Linked DNA regions of Homo sapiens: region 1 is linked to region 2. The links are chromatin contacts, found by Hi-C in ENCODE. All regions are on one chromosome and are shown on one strand. The core of a region is the stretch at or near the end of the contact, and the rest is flanking DNA. Distances in the headings are between cores, read along the strand shown.

The links. Hi-C counts contacts between places; a loop is a spot of excess contacts on that map. Pooled maps may share reads with other maps.
Region 1: a loop to region 2 is called in a map with no recorded cell type, with 4 times the contacts of the local background. The contact joins the promoter of ENO4 here to the enhancer-like site in region 2. A Hi-C loop is called at or near these places in 2 of 37 single-sample maps with no recorded cell type and 2 of 50 pooled maps.

The regions. Positions count from the first base shown.
Region 1 is chr10:116,848,249-116,852,832 of GRCh38, forward strand. It overlaps ENO4 (enolase 4), which reads left to right and starts at 1,251. Exons shown (of 14, transcript NM_001242699.2): 1 at 1,251-1,483. The coding sequence starts at 1,319. It also overlaps a transcript of HSPA12A not described here. RefSeq lists an enhancer at 1-67.
Region 2 is chr10:117,475,535-117,480,078 of GRCh38, forward strand. No RefSeq gene overlaps it. Among named protein-coding and RNA genes, the nearest start is that of EMX2, 65 kb to the right of the region's middle. RefSeq lists a silencer at 3,869-4,098. Within about 2 kb of position 1,800, at least 2 of the 41 ENCODE cell types and tissues checked have a DNase peak (open chromatin) inside an H3K27ac peak, as active enhancers do.

The DNA.
Region 1 (4,584 bases), core at 1-2,500, 630 kb before region 2:
TGATGGTCCATTACACACAGACAGTGAGACGTTCCGTAAGAGAGCAGAGAGAACACGGAGGAAGTTTGGAAGGTGCATGTCTGGGTTTGTGTAACAGTACTTATAGCATCACATTTTTATGCATCTGCACCCATACGTGCATGTATTGAAAATAACTGTGTTTCAAAGTGCTTTCTCACTCACTTCCTCATTTTGTACTAAGTGACTCGGGAAACAGGCAGAGGAGGTAAGATGATGTTTTCCAGAGGGGGGAAAGTGTGGCACAGATCTTGTAACTGATCTGCTTAGGTAGGAAACATAAACAGGCGTGAGTGGAACAAGAACACCCTGTCCGTCGCCGCCCACTCCTGCAGCAGAGGAAGTATCTAGAACTGAGGACGCACACTAAGTTCTGTAATCGCATGATACCTGGCAGGTACAATGAAGCCAGGAAGGCACTTCGGATTGAAAAGGGCAAGGACATAGGCAGCATTCTGGAGAGGGAACGTGAGCCAAGGCCATTCCCCCATTTCCGTTTTACCTCCCCAAGTCCTGCCTGAATCATCCCCCATCCTTAGGTCTGCCCAAACCACAACCATCCCTTAGGGTTCACCCCAGATATTTTCAACCCACACTGGTTTTTTTCATTCCATTGATTTCACCCCCACTAATATCCCAGAGAAGGGCAAGTGGCCGTTTCTCTCCTGGACATCATAGCAGGCCCAGCCAGCACACGGCTCGGCTCAGAGCAGGTAGTTAATAAACATGAGCCGAATGAAAGAATTCCTGAGATCGCCACCGCTCAGTAAGGATGCCCTGAGCCCCTACATCCCTCCCCCAACAGAGTGGGCCTGCCTGGCACGGGCGGCCTTAGCAACCCGGAGGAGCTCACTAACAGCAGAGAGCAAGGGGGCGCGTGGGGAGGGCGGGGTGGCCCAAGACGCTGGGCCACTGGGACCCGAGCGCGCGACCCCAGCCGGAATTCGGAGCTAAGGCTGCCGCGCTCCGGCAAAACGCGCTTGATGAGGTCGTTAAAGATTTCCCCCTCTGGAAAATCGCCAGGGAAAAGTGGTGAAAAACGAAGCCGGGAGGGCCCTAGTCTCGGGAGTCTAGGAGGAGCCCAACCCCCGGACCTAATGCCGCAGGGAGAAAAGACAGAGCAGCGAGCGCAAATACCATCCTAGCTCCAATAAAAGGGAACGACTTTTACCGCAGGAAGAACCTAGGCCTGGAAGCCACGCGAGATCTGGGGGTCGGGATCACGTTGCGTTGCCTAGCGACAGCAGGGACGCTCGTGGGACCCCAGGCTAAACCCCGCTGTAGCCTTAAATCTCCTACCATGGAGGAAGAAGGCGGCGGCCGCAGCTGTGGGACCACTAGGGAGCTGCAGAAGCTGAAGCAGCAGGCGATGGAGTACTACCGGGAGAACGACGTTCCGCGCAGGCTGGAAGAGCTGCTCAACTCCACCTTCTACCTCCAGCCTGCCGACGTCTACGGGCACCTGGTAGGGACCTGGGACAAGCGCTCTCCTCCCGCCAACCCCTCTCCCCCCGCCCCGCGCTGCGGCAACGCCTTGCGCCTGCGCCTGCGCCTCAGAATCTCGCATGCCAGCCGCCCGGGCCCTGGGCCTGCGTGTGCGGAGGAGACTTCTGGAGGGAAGGAGCGGGAAGGACACCCAGGGGTGAAGGGATCTCCCCAGAGAAAGTGGCAGAAAGGAGGCAGCTGGAGGAAAGAGGGCGCTAGGCGTATTTGACCTGCAGCGGCAGCCCAGGGGCTGGCAGGCTTCCTCGCTGCCTAAGAGGCCTCTCCGTTTGTGGGCCGGCCCACCGCCCATGCTTGCCAATTGTCATTTTTAACACATACCTTAATGCCCTCAGCTCAGCTCACCGACCTTAAGCAGCTCCTCTTTGATCACAGGATGAACACCTTGGCGTTTGCTACAACTTGGCTTCAGCCTATTCTGGGGCCTCATCCTACTGGCTCCTCTGCCGGGATGCCAGTTAATATCTGACCAGCCCCGCCCTAAACTCCAAAATTCAGACCAAAGCCTTGCCCACGTAGCCCTGGACCAACCGTCCTTCTGGGTTCCTACAGCATTTCCTTCGTGTATTGTAGTCTCTTGAGGCAGCCTCCCTAGGCAGCCTGTGAGCCCCTGCTGGGCTCAGAAGCCTTGTCTTCTCACCTTCCGGGTCTCTGCCCAGCCCTGAGATCTGGCACATACCTTAGCGTTAAGCAGTGAGCAGCTGAAGCAAAGACGTTTTCTCCCTTCCAGATCTATAAGTAGTAAGGAAGGCAGTGTGGCTGGGGCCCCTAGGAGTTTGCACTATGGCAAGGCAAAGCAAGGAGGCAATGTGAACACCAAGCAGAAGGAGTCCTATGAAGAGGCAGATGTGCTGTCAGGGTGCAAAACCACGTCGTATTGAGGCAGTTGATATAAAGGATGTTCCGCGAATGACTTTTTCCCACTCATGGCCTATACTATCAAAGGGGAGAGGTGTGGGGTTTACTGAGCCCCTTGTGCTGCGTACTGTAACTCAATCCTCAGTACCACTGCGACGAGGTAAAAATGATGATTCCCATTTTACAAATAAAGAACCTGTGGCCAGTGCAATTTAAATGATTTTCCCAAAGGACATAGTGACAGAAGAAAAAAAATCAAACCACATTTGTGTCCCTAGTACCCAGCAGAGTGCATGGCACACAGTGGATGCTGAGAAACTACCTGCAGGATGAATGAGTGAATGCTTGACTCTCATTCCATTCTCTTCCTACTATCTGTTGCTAGAGGAATTCTTGAACACAATCTATTCTAACGTCCTCATTTTACAGGGACACCAAGTCTTTGTCTCACAGCTACTTAGTGTACAAGCTAGGACTAAAAACATGGACTCTTGTTCCCCAGTATAATGATCTTCTTATTCTATTAGGCAGCCAGGATATTCGTTTGTACAGCTCTCTGGGAACTTACATCTTAGTTTGGGACAAAAGTCACTAATACATAAAATAATTGGAGCAAAAGATAAGGTGATAGATGACTGTGTGCTAGATTGAGGGGCAGATCCCTATATGCCTATTAAAGGAATTCAGGGATGGAAAAGATCCTTGGAGGCTGTATATCCAGGAAGGCTTTGGCTTGGACTTCGAAGGATGTTCAGGAATTGCAGAGGCAAAAAAGCAAACTCCTTGAACCTGGGAATCGGAGGTTGCAGTGAGCCGAGATTGCACCACTGCACTCCAGCCTCGGCAACAGAGCGAGACTCCGTCTCAAAAAGAAAAACAGAAAAAAGCAATCTCCTTTTCCTTTTCTTAGTAACTGCCCTAGTTTTGGCCGTGCTTACTCTCACCTCGTCTCTCCCTCTATCTAGTTCATCCTGCAGAATGCTGCCAGAGCAGTGTCCTAACATGCAAGTCTGACCACACTTCTCTTCCTCAGAACCTCCTGTGGCTTTCCCGTGCTTGCTGGCCTTCATGTGTGTGGTTCACAGTGCTCAGCCCCTCCCTCTGGTAACAGGCGCATCTCCCACTCCCTGCCCTCCTCCTCTACACCGAATCACTGACTGTTCCCCAAAGCCAGAAGTTTCCTACCTCCCTCCTCTTTGCTTGTCCCATTCTCTCTCCCTGAAATATCTGCTCACCACATCTCCCCCTTGACTGGCACTGAAACACTATACCTCCTCCAGTGTTCAGCTCCAATGTCATTTCTTCTGTCCCTCTCCAACATTGATATGGCTTGGCTCTATCCCCTCCCAAACCTCATCTTGAATTGTACTGCTCATAATCCCCACATATGACATGTGGGGAGGGACCGGGTGGGAGGTAATTAAATTATGGGGGTGGTTACTCTCATGCTGTTCTCGTGATAGTGACTTCTCATGAGAGCTGATGGTTTTATAAGGGGCTTCCCCGCTTCACTTTGCACTTCTCCTTCCCGCCCTCATGTGAAGAAGGATGTGTTTGCTTCTCCCTCCACCATGATTGTAAGTTTCCTGAGGCCTCTGCAGCTGTGCAGAACTGTGAGTCAATTAAACCTCTTTCCTTTATAAATTACCCAGTCTCAGGCAGTCCTTGATAGCAGTGTGAGAACAAACTAAGACAGACATATTAGAGGAATTCACACATGGTAAAGATCCTTGTAGGCAATAACAATACAATTTATTCCATCATCATAAAACTGAATGAGAGAGTTTTGGACTGGGAATGTGGCAGATCTGGTTTTGATTCTTATCTCTGCCACTTCCTCACTGTGATAGAGTTACACTGATGGTCCTCCAAGAAACTACACTTCCAGTGTGAACACCTTTTTGTAAGTCCCTCCCACACTGACTCTGGAATTGGCTATGTCACTTACTTTGATCAATAGGACCTTGACAAACACGATACAAACAGAGAGTTGATCAGTGCTGGCATATGGAAGCTTGTCCTCTTGGAATCTAGTCATCATGCTGTGAGGATGTCCCAATTACCCTACTGGAAAGAGTGAGGTTGTGTAGAGAAAGACCTTGGCAGATACGAGACCCCTCAGGATATCCTGTGAGAAAGATAGATGCCCAGCCAACCCCTCACTGTGCCAGCCATCCCAGCTACGGCACTGGACATTGAGTGAAA
Region 2 (4,544 bases), core at 550-3,049:
GTAGAATGGAGATTGGAAGTGCTATTACTTAGAATTTAGGAGTAAATCATCACCGGCTGACATCTCAGTTGTAAATGCTTTAGAGTTTATAAACTAATTTTGTATGTTTTATCTAAATATAAAGTGAAATCCAAAAAAAGGCCTTCCCTGAGAAATTACCACCCTCTGGTTTTGGAGTTGAAGACTTATTCTGAAGGGGTGTGAATTGCAAGATCTTTCTGAGATGCTATCTGGCAGTGTCTACTGCAATTTGAACATAGGTTTCCTCTGTCGCGTAAATCTTTTAGACCACTTTTAGAACTTTGTCCTACAAAATAAAACTGCCAGTACAGCAGGAGAGATGCACAGTAATTATTACAGGGTCATTTATAATAGTAGGAAACACACCAACAAACCAACAAAAATCCCTAAACCTGAAACAATTTGAATGTCCATCAACAGAAGACTGGTTAATAAAATCATGGCACCTCCACACAATAGGATGCTATGCAGCTGTTAAAAAAGAGTCAGAGCCATATCTCCTGAGCTGGAACAATGGCCAGGATATATTGTTAAATTTTTCAAAAGCTAATTGCTTGTCCCAGTTTTGTCTGGGGGAGAAAAGCCAATAGGGGAATGTGTATTCATAAGCATTACATTAAAAAAGCATGAATAAAAAAATCAATGATACACATCAAAATAGTAATCCTGAGAGTGGTGGGATTAGAAGGAAAGAGGAGAAGACCGTGAACTTTAAAATCTATATATTCCTATATAAAACTTTATATAGTGTGTGATTTGGTTCTATATTTATGCAATAAAGTAGAAAAATTTCCAACTTACTCTGAGGAGGAGCTGCCATTCCAAGCAGTGGGAAGTATGTTTCAGAGCTCTGTGGATGGCTGCTATTTTTCTCAGGGTCAAATCAGGACATCCAAATACCTGATTCTTTGCTCAGCCACCCAAGAAACATCTTCTGCACAACAGCGTGTGCGTGTGTATGTGTGTGTGGGTGTGTGGGTGGAAGGGGGGGCATACCTCCAGCCAGTCCCTATAAACCCCTCATCTCACACATCTTAATCCACAAAACCTCCAGGATAACCAAAAACAAACAAACAAACAAACAAACAAAAAAACATGGGTGGGGGTGCAGAACCACTGTTGGGAATGGAGTTCTAAAATGGAGGCTGAGTTTCCACACACAGAGGAAGTAGGTGGAAAATTTGACAAAACTCTGGAGATGGCTGGCAGAGACCCAGGAAAAATTAAATTATCTCCAGATTTGAGTTTTTCTGGTAGAGGCTTAAAATCTCCTCATCCCGTTGCATGGGGAGCACAGCTGGCAAAGGAGTGTTGTCCAACATTGGCCCCTGCTGGATTCTCCACTTCCTGTCCCTCCACTTCCTGTCTCTCTGCTTCCTATCTCTCCATTTCCTGTCTTTCTGCTTCTTGCCTGACTTGCCTCTCCTTAAGTATCCTAACCCGCTGCTCAATGCTCTGGGGCTGGCCTGGGAGTCCAGATGGCTCTGGGTCTCAGCCCCAGTAGAGTTGGCTCCTTTGTGGGAGAATTGTGCCCAGGTGGCCCCACTCTGGCTCCGCAGAACAACATCACTTGGCGTTTTATCAATGGATTACTTTCCTGGTTTTGTTTACTCTTTCCTTCTCTTTTTAGCACCAGAGTGAGGAGAGGCTAGGAGGAAGAGGAGACTTTGAGAAGCTGCTTCTTTGCCAGGTGAACTAGGACTTGGACTGGAAGGGAAAGTGAGTTTTCTCAACCCTGCAGGCTTAATAGGAGGCAACTGGACACTGTCTCTTCTGGTGCCTGCCAGGAAGGTTTCTAAATCACACTCCCTGGGGTCCCTGGACAGAGCCTCAGCAGACTCAGGCTTGGGTCATTCAGCATAAAAAAATATGAAATGAACAATGACTTTCTGCAAATAAATGGCAATGTTCCATTGGGGAAAATTTATTTTCCATTTAAAAGCTAATGAAAACCAGTTATGGTGAAAAACCCAGCCAAAGAAAGGATTGAGGCTTTCTTTTCTTCATGAGGAGAATAATGCCAAATTCTGGCTGGTTCTTTGTGGAATCCAGATCTCAGGGAGAAGAGGGGCTGGGCCATGTGGAGTCCCTCAAACCCTGGTTGGAAAATGTGTCTTGGGGTCAGACAGGAAGCTTGATGGGGTTGGCAAAGGCTGGGGGGAGCCCAGGAAACATGCTCACTCTTCTGAGGGGGTGTGGGACACGCCTGAGCAGAGGAGAATTCTGGAGCATCTAAATATAGCATGAAAGGCAGAGCCCAAGAGCCCGAGACAGGAACTCAGTGGATTTAATACATCTGACACTTTCTCAGCTGTTTCTTTTTTAGTTTGCCCATGCTGAGGTGGAGGCAGGGAAATCCAAGACTGAGTCTGAAATGCTCCAGGTTTCATGTGCCTTGTCTGTGGCTTAATTTGACCATTGCCTTTTCCTATCAACATGCTACCTTCATCTGAGCATTGGGCCTAACTGGAGTGCCCTGCCTCTAGGAACCTTGTTGGCTCACCCTACCCATGTTCTTCTCTCCCATGACTCAGAGCCCTGACAATATGGTTTACTTCTACTGACCTGTGATCTTTCAGATGCTCTCTTCCCTGCTTAACAACCTTCAATGGCTCCCTATTGCCTCCAGAAGTTCTATTTTTTAGGTTTCTGTTCAAAGCTCTTGCTTCTGCCTCCCTTCGCAGCTACGTCTCCCACCATTACCTTGAAAACCTCTTAGATTTTAGAATTGAGCAAATAGCTCATGCCCCCTGTGTTCTTTTATACCCAGGTGTTTTGCATATACTAGTCTTGTTCCAGGAATTCCTTGCCTTGCCTGGCCTGCTGGAGGTTGAGTCATTTAAGAAGCAGCTCAGACACTATTCTTCCCTGACCACAACTTGCTCTGAAAAGTCAGTCTGAAGCTCCCAAGGCAACGTGTGTAGGCTCTAGTTAGAGCACTTTGGACACCTAGTGGTGATTATTCAGACGATGGACACATTCCAGAGTCTAAGGTTCCTCGTCTGCAAAATGGGGATACTAGGACCTCCTGCATGAGAGTGGGTTAGGATTACAAATGAAACAAAGCATGCAAAGCCCCTGGAAGCCCTCAGTTGCTGAGTGGAATTATATTATTAGACGGTAAACATTTTGAGGACAGGGACAGTGTCTCATTCATTTTTGTATCCTCGACTCCTAAGGCAGAAGTTGGTTGGAGAGTTTTGCTGTGCTTGTTTGTTGAAGAGAGGGATGGCTGTCTTGTGGTGTGTTATTTGTCTCTCTCTCTCTGGGTGCGTGTCTCCAACTAGGTCTGAATCCTTCCTGACGATTCTTATCCTCTTCCCCCCACAACGCATGGCTTACTGCAGGGGCTCAATGAACATTAGCCCAGCAAAGAGAGGCAGGGAAGGGGAAAGAGATGAACATCCTAGTGCTCCCTTGGAAGGCTCCTCTTCCCCTCCTCAGACACCTGGGGAGGCACCGTTTCTTCTCTCCAGGGAGCCAAGGCTGGGGACAGTGACCAGCCCTCCTAACCAGGGCTTTGCTTGGTTCTGTGGGGGAATGAGAGGGCCCCTCAGATTTTTTTTTTTTCTGAGATGGAGTCTCACTCTGTAGCCCAGGCTGGAGTGCAGTGGTGTGATCTCAGCTCACTGCAACCTCTGCCTCCTGGGTTCAAGCGATCCTCCTGCCTCAGCCTCCTGAGTAGCTGGGATTACAAGTATGCACCACCATGCCCAGCTAATCTTTGTATTTTTAGCAGAAATGGGGTTTTGCCATGTTGGCCAGGCTGGTCTCGAACTCCTGACCTCAAGTGATCCACCTGCCTCGGCCTCCCAAAGGCTCATGCTGGGATTACAAGCGTGAGCCACCGCAGCCAGCCCCCCTCAGATGTTTTGAGTCTCCAGCAGGATGAGACAGAGGCAGAAATGGCAAGTGGCAAGGAGGCACTTCCTCAAAAGGCAATGGTGCATTTAATCTTTAGCAAGAGAGCAGCCTCCTCTGTGCCCGCAAGCCACCAAGCATTGTGTGTGCATTCTCTTGTTGACTCTCACAAGTCTAGTGGGGCAGGCACTGTTATCCTGCCCATTTTACAGATGAGGAAACAGGCTCAAAGAGTTCAAGAGGCTTCCCGAGGCCAGCTTGTTTATAGAGGGGCTGGGAGTTGAGCACAGGCCAGCCTGAATCTATAAATTGGGCACATAGATGCCAGGTATAGAGCAAAAGGAAGGCATTGTTATACCACGTGTGGATGTACCATGCAGATGGCAAGGGCTTTAACCTGAGCTAGCCAGTTTACCCATCTGGTGGTGAGGGCTTTAACCTGAGCTTGTCCATTCACCAGTCTGGTGGTGAGGGCTTTAACCTGAGCTAGCCCATTCACCCGTCTGGTGGTGAAGGCTTTAACCTGAGCTAGCCCATTCGCCAGTCTGGTGGTGAGGGTTTTAACCTGAGCTAGCCCGTTTGCCCATCTAGTGGTGAGGGTTTTAACCTGAGCTAGCCTCTTTGCCTGTCTGGTGGTGAGGGTTTTAACCTGAGCTAACCCG